Linked DNA regions of Homo sapiens: region 2 is linked to region 1. Evidence: read pairs that join two places in POLR2A ChIA-PET (ENCODE). Cell type or tissue: PC-9. All regions are shown on one strand.

Region 1 (4,000 bases):
GTTCTTGTACTTAAACCAAGGTATGTTTGCTGGCTGTGCTCACAGGGATGTCTTAGCTTGCTGCGTTCCTTATTTTGGAATGTCCTTTTTTTTTTTTTTTTGACAGTCTCTCACTCTGTTGCCCAGGCTGGGGTGCAGTGGCACAGTCTCAGCTCCCTGCAACCTCTGCCTCCCAGGTTCAAGCGATTCACCTGCCTCACCCTCCCAAGTAGCTGGGACTACAGGCGTGTGCCACCATGCCCAGCTAATTTTTTGTATTTTTTTAGTAGAGACACGGTTTCACCGTGTTAGCCAGGATGGCCTCGATCTCCTGACCTCGTGATCCGCCCACCTCAGCCTCCCAAACTGCTGGGATTACAGGTGTGAGCCACCGCGTCCGGCAGGAAATGTTATAACTTTTCTATGTCTTTTCATAAGCAACTTCCTCTTTTTCTTTATTCTCCATTAGTTTTACCTATTTAGCAGTGTTTTAAGTTGTTAGCCAATCAGGTTCAGTTTAAATTGTAATTTCTAGCTCCAGTCAATGGAGACAACACACAGTAGCAAGGACAAGCTGCATAAAGGATAAAAATTGCTTCCCTCTTTTCTCCAGAAAGTAAAATTACCTTACTGAGAAAACTTCTTTGTCTAAATGCTGATTTTTCCTTGCAGTACTGGGGAAGAAGCATTTTGTTTCTGAATAAACATTTTACTCATAACACAGAGGTTGCAGTGAGCCGAGAGCTTGCCACTGCGCTCCAGCCTGGGCGACAAAGCGAGACTCCGTCTCAACAAAACAAAAAACAAAGACTGGTTCTTGGCTTCCCGTGGCAAAGGCCTTGGCCACATCATTTTGGTCCTTAACACCATACATGCAGCCACTGGTCTTTTTTTCCTCACAGAGGAGGACAGGAGTTCTGTGTGAGGAGGTGGCCAGAAGGATGGGAGGACGGATAATTGGAGCTTGGAAGTAGACGTGTGGTGAGTTTCATCCACACTGACAACTTCCTGATGGAGTTCTGGGTGGCAGAAATGGTGCTGGGAGATGCTGTTTCTCCTCCATGTCCCTATCATCCCCCCTCCTACTCACCACCACCCCATCTCTGGTCTTTAGCATCCGAGTGGTCCCTGCCTTCACGTCACTCCTAGTTCGTGTGCACCTGCAGCTCAGGCATTGCTGGGAAGCTGACTAGAAAATGCAGAATCTGGGCCGGGTGCGGTGGCTCACGCCTGTAATCCCAGCACTTTGGGAGGGCAAGGCGGGCAGATTACTTGAGGTTAGGAGTTTGAGACCAGCTTGACCAACATGGAGAAACCCCATCTACTATACAAAAATTATCTGGCTGTGGTAGTGGCGTGCATGTAGTCCCATCTACTTGGGAGGCTGAGGCAGAACTGCTTGAACCTGGGCCAGAGAGGTTGCAGTGAGCCGAGATCACACCACTGCACTCCAGCTTGGGCGACAGAGCAAGACTCCGTCTCAAAATAAAATAAAAATTTAAATTAAAAAAATCAGAATCTGGGCCCAGCAGCAGGCTCCAGGGACCCCCCTGCCAACCCGTCCTTGGTGGAGTGTGAGCAGCCTTGGCCACCGTGTCACCATCCTGCTCAGCTCCTGGGACGCCCTGTTCCTGCCATCCACAAGCTCTTCAGCCTGTCTGCTCCGGCAGCTGCCTATGACGCCCATCCCACCCTCCCTGCTGGTTGAAATCCTGCCCAGCCTGCAGAGCCAGAGCGTATGCCATCTCCTCCTCCTCCTTTTCCCTCCTCCTAGAGATCTTGATAGGGGAAGTCCTCCTTGATGCTCTGCCAAGACATGAAGTAACCTTGCCCTCCTCTGGAGTCCCACGGTACTTCCTCTGTGTTTGTCTTGTGGATTCTCAGTACCTGACTCGTCTTTAGCCCTGGAAGGCAGGAGCTAGAGGGTGAATAGCCCAGGGACGGCCAGTATCTCCAGGCCCCTTCATCATCATCTGAAAGAATCTAGGATATTCTACATTCCAGGTCCTCCCTTTAGGATGCTAGAGCTGAATTTCTGAGATGGAACCAGAAATGCGCTTTTTTTTTTTTTTTTTTTTTTTTTTGGGACAGGTCTCTCTCTGTCTCCCAGGCTGGAGTGTAGTGGCACAGTCACAGCTCACAGCAACCTCAAGCTCCTGGGCTCAAGCAGTCCTCCCACCTTAGTGGGAGTATCCTGAGTGAACTCTCTGGGAGGTTCTTAAGGGGTAGCCCCTGGTTTATGGAGAGAGGTAGTGACCACCCTCAACCAAGACACAACCTGACTTAGCTTGAGTCCCAGGTCCTGTCAGGGTTGTTGCAAGGATCCCATAAAATGGCAAATGTACCCCAAATACAGCCAGCATAGTGCTCTGCATATAGAACCACCAGGAGGAAACAATGCTAAAGTACCACGCTCAGAGTTCTGCTCTCTACAGCAGTGAAAAACAAAAACACCGAATTATCCACCCTCAAGGTTATCCAGCTGTGAAAAGAATGGCAGGGCACAGTGGCTCATGCGTGTAATCCCAACACTTTGGGAGGCCGAGGTGGGAGGATTGATTGAGGCCAGGAGGACCAGCCTGGGCAACAGAGCAAGTCCTCCCACCCTGATATCTTGTTTTTTTTTTTTTTTTTGAGACGGAGTCTGGCTCTGTCGCCCAGGCTGGAGTGCAGTGGTGCAATCTTGGCTCACTGCAAGCTTCGCCCCCCAGGTTCATGCCATTCTCCTGCCTCAGCCTCCTGAGGAGGTGGGACTATAGGCACCCGCCACCACGCCCAGCTAATTTTTTGTATTTTTAGTAGAGAAGGGGTTTCACCGTGTTAGCCAGGATGGTCTCGATCTCCTGACCTCGTGATCTGCCTGCCTCGGCCTCCCAAAGTGCTGGGATTACAGGCGTGAGCCACCGCGCCCGGTCACCCCCACCCCGGTCTCTACAAAAAATTATAAAATTAGCCGGGCGTGGTGGCAGGCACCCATAGTCCCAGCTACTGGGGAGGCTGAGGTGGGAGGATCGCTTGAGCCCAGGGGTTGGAGGCTGCAGTGAGCCATGATCACACCACTGCACTCCAGCCTGTGCGACAGAGACCCTGTCTCTAAAGAAAAATTTAGAAAAGTGACAAGGGCAAATACACACAGTGAAAGAAGTGGGGGGCAGCTCATCTCCATAAATGGCCATCAGAGTCAGGTCTCCCGCAGCCACACCCTTGTGTGGTTCCTGCCCATGTCATTGGGGGCCTTGTAACTTACTCTAACCTAGAGAATGCAGCGCAAGCGAAGCTGGGCCAGTTCTCAGCCCAAGCCTTAGAGCCTGGCAGCTTCTGCTTTTGCTTGTGGGAACTGAGTCATTCAACAAACATATGGACCTTGCTGTAGATGCGTTGTGAAGAATGAGAGGCCCAAGACCTCGGGGAAAAGGCCAGCTGTCCGGGCATCTCCCAAACACCAGCCTCGCGTGCTCCAGTCCAGCCAAGCCTCCAGTGACTGCAGTGGGAGCTGTGGGCATGTAACCACCCAGCTGAGTCCTGTCAACCCCCAGCGTCGGGAGATAGGAACAGAAATAGCCTAAAAGCCACCAGAGTGGAGAGGGCTGGGATTGTTACAGTAGCAGATAACCTGCAGAGCAGGCTTCATTCTCTCAACCTATGAAATATGCAAGAGAGGACAAGTATTACCAGTAGTTCCTTTCCCGCTTTATTTTTTAGCTGCTTTTTGGGTTTTATACAATGAACATGTATTAATTGTAGAAGAAAACGATGTCATCCTTTATGATAAAATCCATTTCCATTTTAGCTTTTTTAAAAAAACAAAAAGCTGTTGTGGACAGATGAACATCCAAGTACTGGGCACACCTCCAGCCCTCCCTCTTCCACTGAAGGCCATTGCCTATTCCTAGAAAGTTCTTTCCCAGGTATGCAGCTTTCAGTTTCCACTTCAGAGGCCACAGTGTCTGGGGAACGGACTGCCCCCAATACTAAAGGGAGTCAAATCTCTTTAATTCCGCACTCCTCAGTACAACAAGAA
Region 2 (4,000 bases), 340 kb after region 1:
AAGGACATCATTGTATTACCTTTTTAAATCTTGACAAGAACGGATGAGGTGGGTATCAGCCACATTTTACTCTCAGGACGATTGAGGCACAGAGAGGTTAAGTAACTCACCAGAAGTCACACAGCTGGAAACGGTCTCAACCTTTACCCACTGCCTCAGGCAGCCTCTGAGTACTGAGCAGATGCTGGCATTGGAGTTAGAAGGCATTTGAGGCTTACAGCTGGGCATGTACATGGGCCTTGTGGTCTCTGGGAAGTTGTCTAACCTTTCTAAGCCTCGGTTTCCTTATTGTCAAATAAACATAATACTTACCTGGCTGATTTATTGTGGGGATTCAATTAAGCCCAATATGCCTGAAGGCATTTTGTAAACTGTGGAGCACTAGTTCAGTGATTATTGTTATAATCTGACTGGGGAGACGAACCCGAGACAGCAGAAGTGTGAGCAATCAAGCAGGCTGTGATTAACTCTTCCTTAGAGGGATAGATGTGGTACTAGGTAATGGGATAATTACCAAGAGCACGTGGATAAAGCACAGGCTTTGGGGTTGGGAGCCCTCCCCGAGGACTGAAGCACATCTTGTAGCATGAGTTAGTGCTTGCTGGGTGGAGGAGGGGATGGGGCATTCCAGTGACAGAAGAACATAAATAAAGAGACATCTAGACTAGGCAGATAAACTTCCCAGCGGGTGCAGTGGAGACTCATTGGCTGGGGTAGACAGAGAGGCAAAATTGGCCACTCCCTCCTCTGAACTATAGCAGGGCTGGTGACCTCTCCTAGTTCCTGTGACCTTGTGCTGGCATCATTTCTCTCTGTGGCCCCCATTGAACACTGAGCTTATTGAGGGCAGGTCTGTGTCTTGCTCTTGCCTGCATCCTGAAGCTCATGGTTAGTGGTGAATGGGGTCAGCAAGGGAACCCTGGGCCTAGGTGGGTAGTTCAGCCCTGGGCCACAGGATATATTAATAATTACTTTATTTATTTTTATGTAAGAGATGGTCTCGCTCTATTGTCCAGTCTGGAGTGCAGTGGCACCATCATAGCTCAGTTTTGCCTGGGACTCCTGGGCTCAAGTGATCCTCCTGCCTTAGCCTCCTGAGTGCTGGGACTACAGGAGCATGCCACCATGCTTAGCTGATCTTTAAAATTTATTTATTTATTTATTTATTTATTTATTTATTTATTTATTTGAGACAGAGTCTCACTCTGTTGCTCAGGCTGGAGTGCAGTGGCGCCATCTCGGTTCACTACAACCTTCGCCTCCTGGGTTCAAGTGATTCTCCTGCCTCGGCCTCTCGAGTAGCTGGGATTACAGGCGAGCGCCACCACGCCCGGCTAATTTTTTGTATTTTTAGTAGAGACAGGGTCTCACTTGTTGACCAGGCTGGCCTCGAACTCCTGACCTCAGGTGAGCCGCCTGCCTCAGCCTCCCAAAGTGCTGGGATTACAGGTATAAGCCATCGTTCCTGGCCTAGAATTTTTTTTGTAGAGATGGGGTCTTGCTGTGTTGCCCAGGCTGGTCTTGAACTCCTGGGCTCAAGCAGTCCTCCCGCCTTGGCTTCCCAAAGTGTTGGGATTACAGGTGTGAGCCGCCGTGCCCGGCCTATAATTACTTGTTTTCTTATAATGCTCCAGGGTCGCTGTTGGTCTAGCCTTGCCTCCCGCATACCCAGTCTAGAGCCTGGCCACATGCCCATCAAAAGACTCTCACTGCTCTGCCTGCCTTCTTCTGTCCTGGCGTCTATACCCTCAGACCAGCCTTGCATACCTACTCCTGCCAGCCTCCTCCAGGAAGCCTTGCCTCCTCAACTCTCCTGCACCATCCTCACATTTCACCTGGCCACTGTCACTGCCAGAGGAGGCACCACTGACCTGCCTCATGGCCCAGCCACTGCACCCATCTCCAACCAGACCCTTGGTGTGTTCCCCACCCAATCCATCACAAGCCACTTTCAAGCTTTAGGGAAGTGAAAAGTACTGCCTGCCCTCAAAAAAAAAAAAAAAAGAAAAAGAAAAGAAAGGAAAAGAAAAGAAAACCCAGCCGTAATAAGGAGACCTTATCAGGAGTACTTTACAGTTTATAAAGCATGTTTCTAGCCATCATTGGGACCACACGGTGGTCAGTCATTATCATTTTCATTTTATGGATGAGGACATCGTGACTCAAAGAGCTTGGTAACGTGCCCAGGGTCATCCCACGGGTGAGTGGAAGGGCCAGGATTCAAAACCAGGACTCCAGGTTCCAAGTGTCAGGCCCGTTCGACCACACTGTCCTCCCACCAGCCAAGAGGGCAATTCTGGAATCAGCCAGGAGGGCTGTCAATCACAGGACAAATAAAATAGTCTGTTTTTACTTAGCTGGAAAATGGTTTTCTCCATGGTTTGTTTATTTCTTCAACATCCGTTTAGTGAGCACATACCGTGGAGGAGACACAGAGATGAGTAAGATAAAGAGACCGGCTCTGGGGGGCTCGTGAGTCAGCAGGGAGGCAGACTGGCCACTGCGGGGCTCCTGGACAAGCCTTGGGGCTCTGATGTGGTCAGGCCCCGAAACACCAGCATCACCAGGGCCATTAGGATGTTGGGCACCACCCAGAACTACTGAATCAGGACTTGTCGTGTTCACCACAGCCCTGGGTACTCTGTGTACGCTGATGTTTGAGCAACAGTGCTCTGTAGTAGGTGAGTTCTGGGATTAGAGGAAAAGACACAGAGTGGGGAACAAACCTTTAGAGAGTCAAAATCTCTTTGGGTGAGCCGGGCGCAGTGGCTCATGTTTATCATCCCAGCATTTTGGGAGGCTGAGGCGGGAGGATGGCTTGAGCCCAGGAGTTCGAGACCAGCCTGGGCAACATAGCGAGACCCTGTCTCTACAAAAAAATCAAATCAAATCAAATAATTAGCTGGGCATGGTGGTGCTGCCTGTAGTCCCAGCTACTCGGCAGGCAGAGACAGGACGATTGTTTAAGCCCAGGAAGTTGAGGCGGCAGTGAGCCGTGATCACACCACTGCACTCCAGACTGGGTGACAGAGCCAGACCCTGTAAAAGGAAAAACAACACAAAAAAAGCCAGAAACAAACAAAAAAAGTCGGTGGATAGCGCATACGTCAGAGCAAAGGATCTTAATGCATCCTGCGTTGAGAAGAGCCTTAGATCCTAGAGAGAAAGAGATAGAAACAAATATTTATTGAGGGCCTGCTGGGTACCAGGAACATGCTGGGTGATTTATATCTATGATTTCATTTTAATAGCTCAGGCTCAGAGAGGCTAAGTGACTTGTCCAAGGTCACACAGCGAGTGAACCGAGAAGCCAGGACTTCACAACCAAATGGCAAAGTCCTTTTTTTCATGTTTACGTTGCGGGTACTTCTGCCCTCTTGCTCATGATCTTAAGCAGATGCTCAGCCTTAGTTCAGCAGCTAAAAAATTTTAGGGCTGGGCTAGAAGGATCTGCGGTTCTCAACCCTGGCTGGAGAGCTCTTTGAAAAAATAAAATACTGTTTCTCTGGGCCCCCTGCATAAGGATTCTGTCTCATTGGTATGGGGTGATCATTGACATTTTGTAAAGTCCCAGGTGGTTCTCATGTGCAATCAAGATGGTGACCGTGGGTCCTGATGGGTTCCCACACCCCTGGCACCCCACGGACTTTGGGTGGCTCAGTTGGTTCTGGTTATACTCAGAAAACCAAGATGGCCCTAAGCCTGCTTCCTGCAGGTAAGAAGCATCTGTGTCAGGTTTGTTCTTTAGGAATGCAAATGCTCAGAGCCAGGCTGTGTAGCACCCTGAGCCTTGAACCTGGCGCCCCACCCCTTCTGCTTCTGGAGCAGGTGCACAAAGAAGTCACCCCTTGCCTGAAGTCTGAGCAGGTGCCTTCTTGCAAGGAGAGCTGCTCGTGAACCCCATTTTTCCATTTACTTGACAATCAGAGCTGGCGTTTTTTTTTTTTTTTTTTTTTGAGTTGGAGTCTCTGTCACCCAGGCTGGAGTGCAATGGCGCCAT

Evidence for each region. Peaks named below come from ENCODE experiments on the same cell type or tissue, not always from the same donor. Only the 100,000 strongest peaks of a DNase experiment are listed, where the experiment ranks them.
Region 2: POLR2A ChIA-PET joins it to region 1 with 5 read pairs; 2 of 35 experiments call an interaction of 5 or more read pairs at or near these places.

Annotation. Positions count from the first base shown.
Region 1 is chr7:76,067,156-76,071,155 of GRCh38, reverse strand. It overlaps MDH2 (malate dehydrogenase 2), which reads right to left. Exons shown (of 9, transcript NM_005918.4): 9 at 3,648-4,000. Among named protein-coding and RNA genes, the nearest start is that of MDH2, 21 kb to the right of the region's middle. In PC-9, a CTCF peak has its summit at 1,832; a DNase peak (open chromatin) is centred at 1,765; H3K27ac peaks cover 575 bases.
Region 2 is chr7:75,731,435-75,735,434 of GRCh38, reverse strand. All of the region lies in intron 1 of HIP1 (huntingtin interacting protein 1), which reads left to right. Among named protein-coding and RNA genes, the nearest start is that of HIP1, 5.5 kb to the left of the region's middle. In PC-9, no CTCF peak of the experiment used is centred here; no DNase peak of the experiment used is centred here.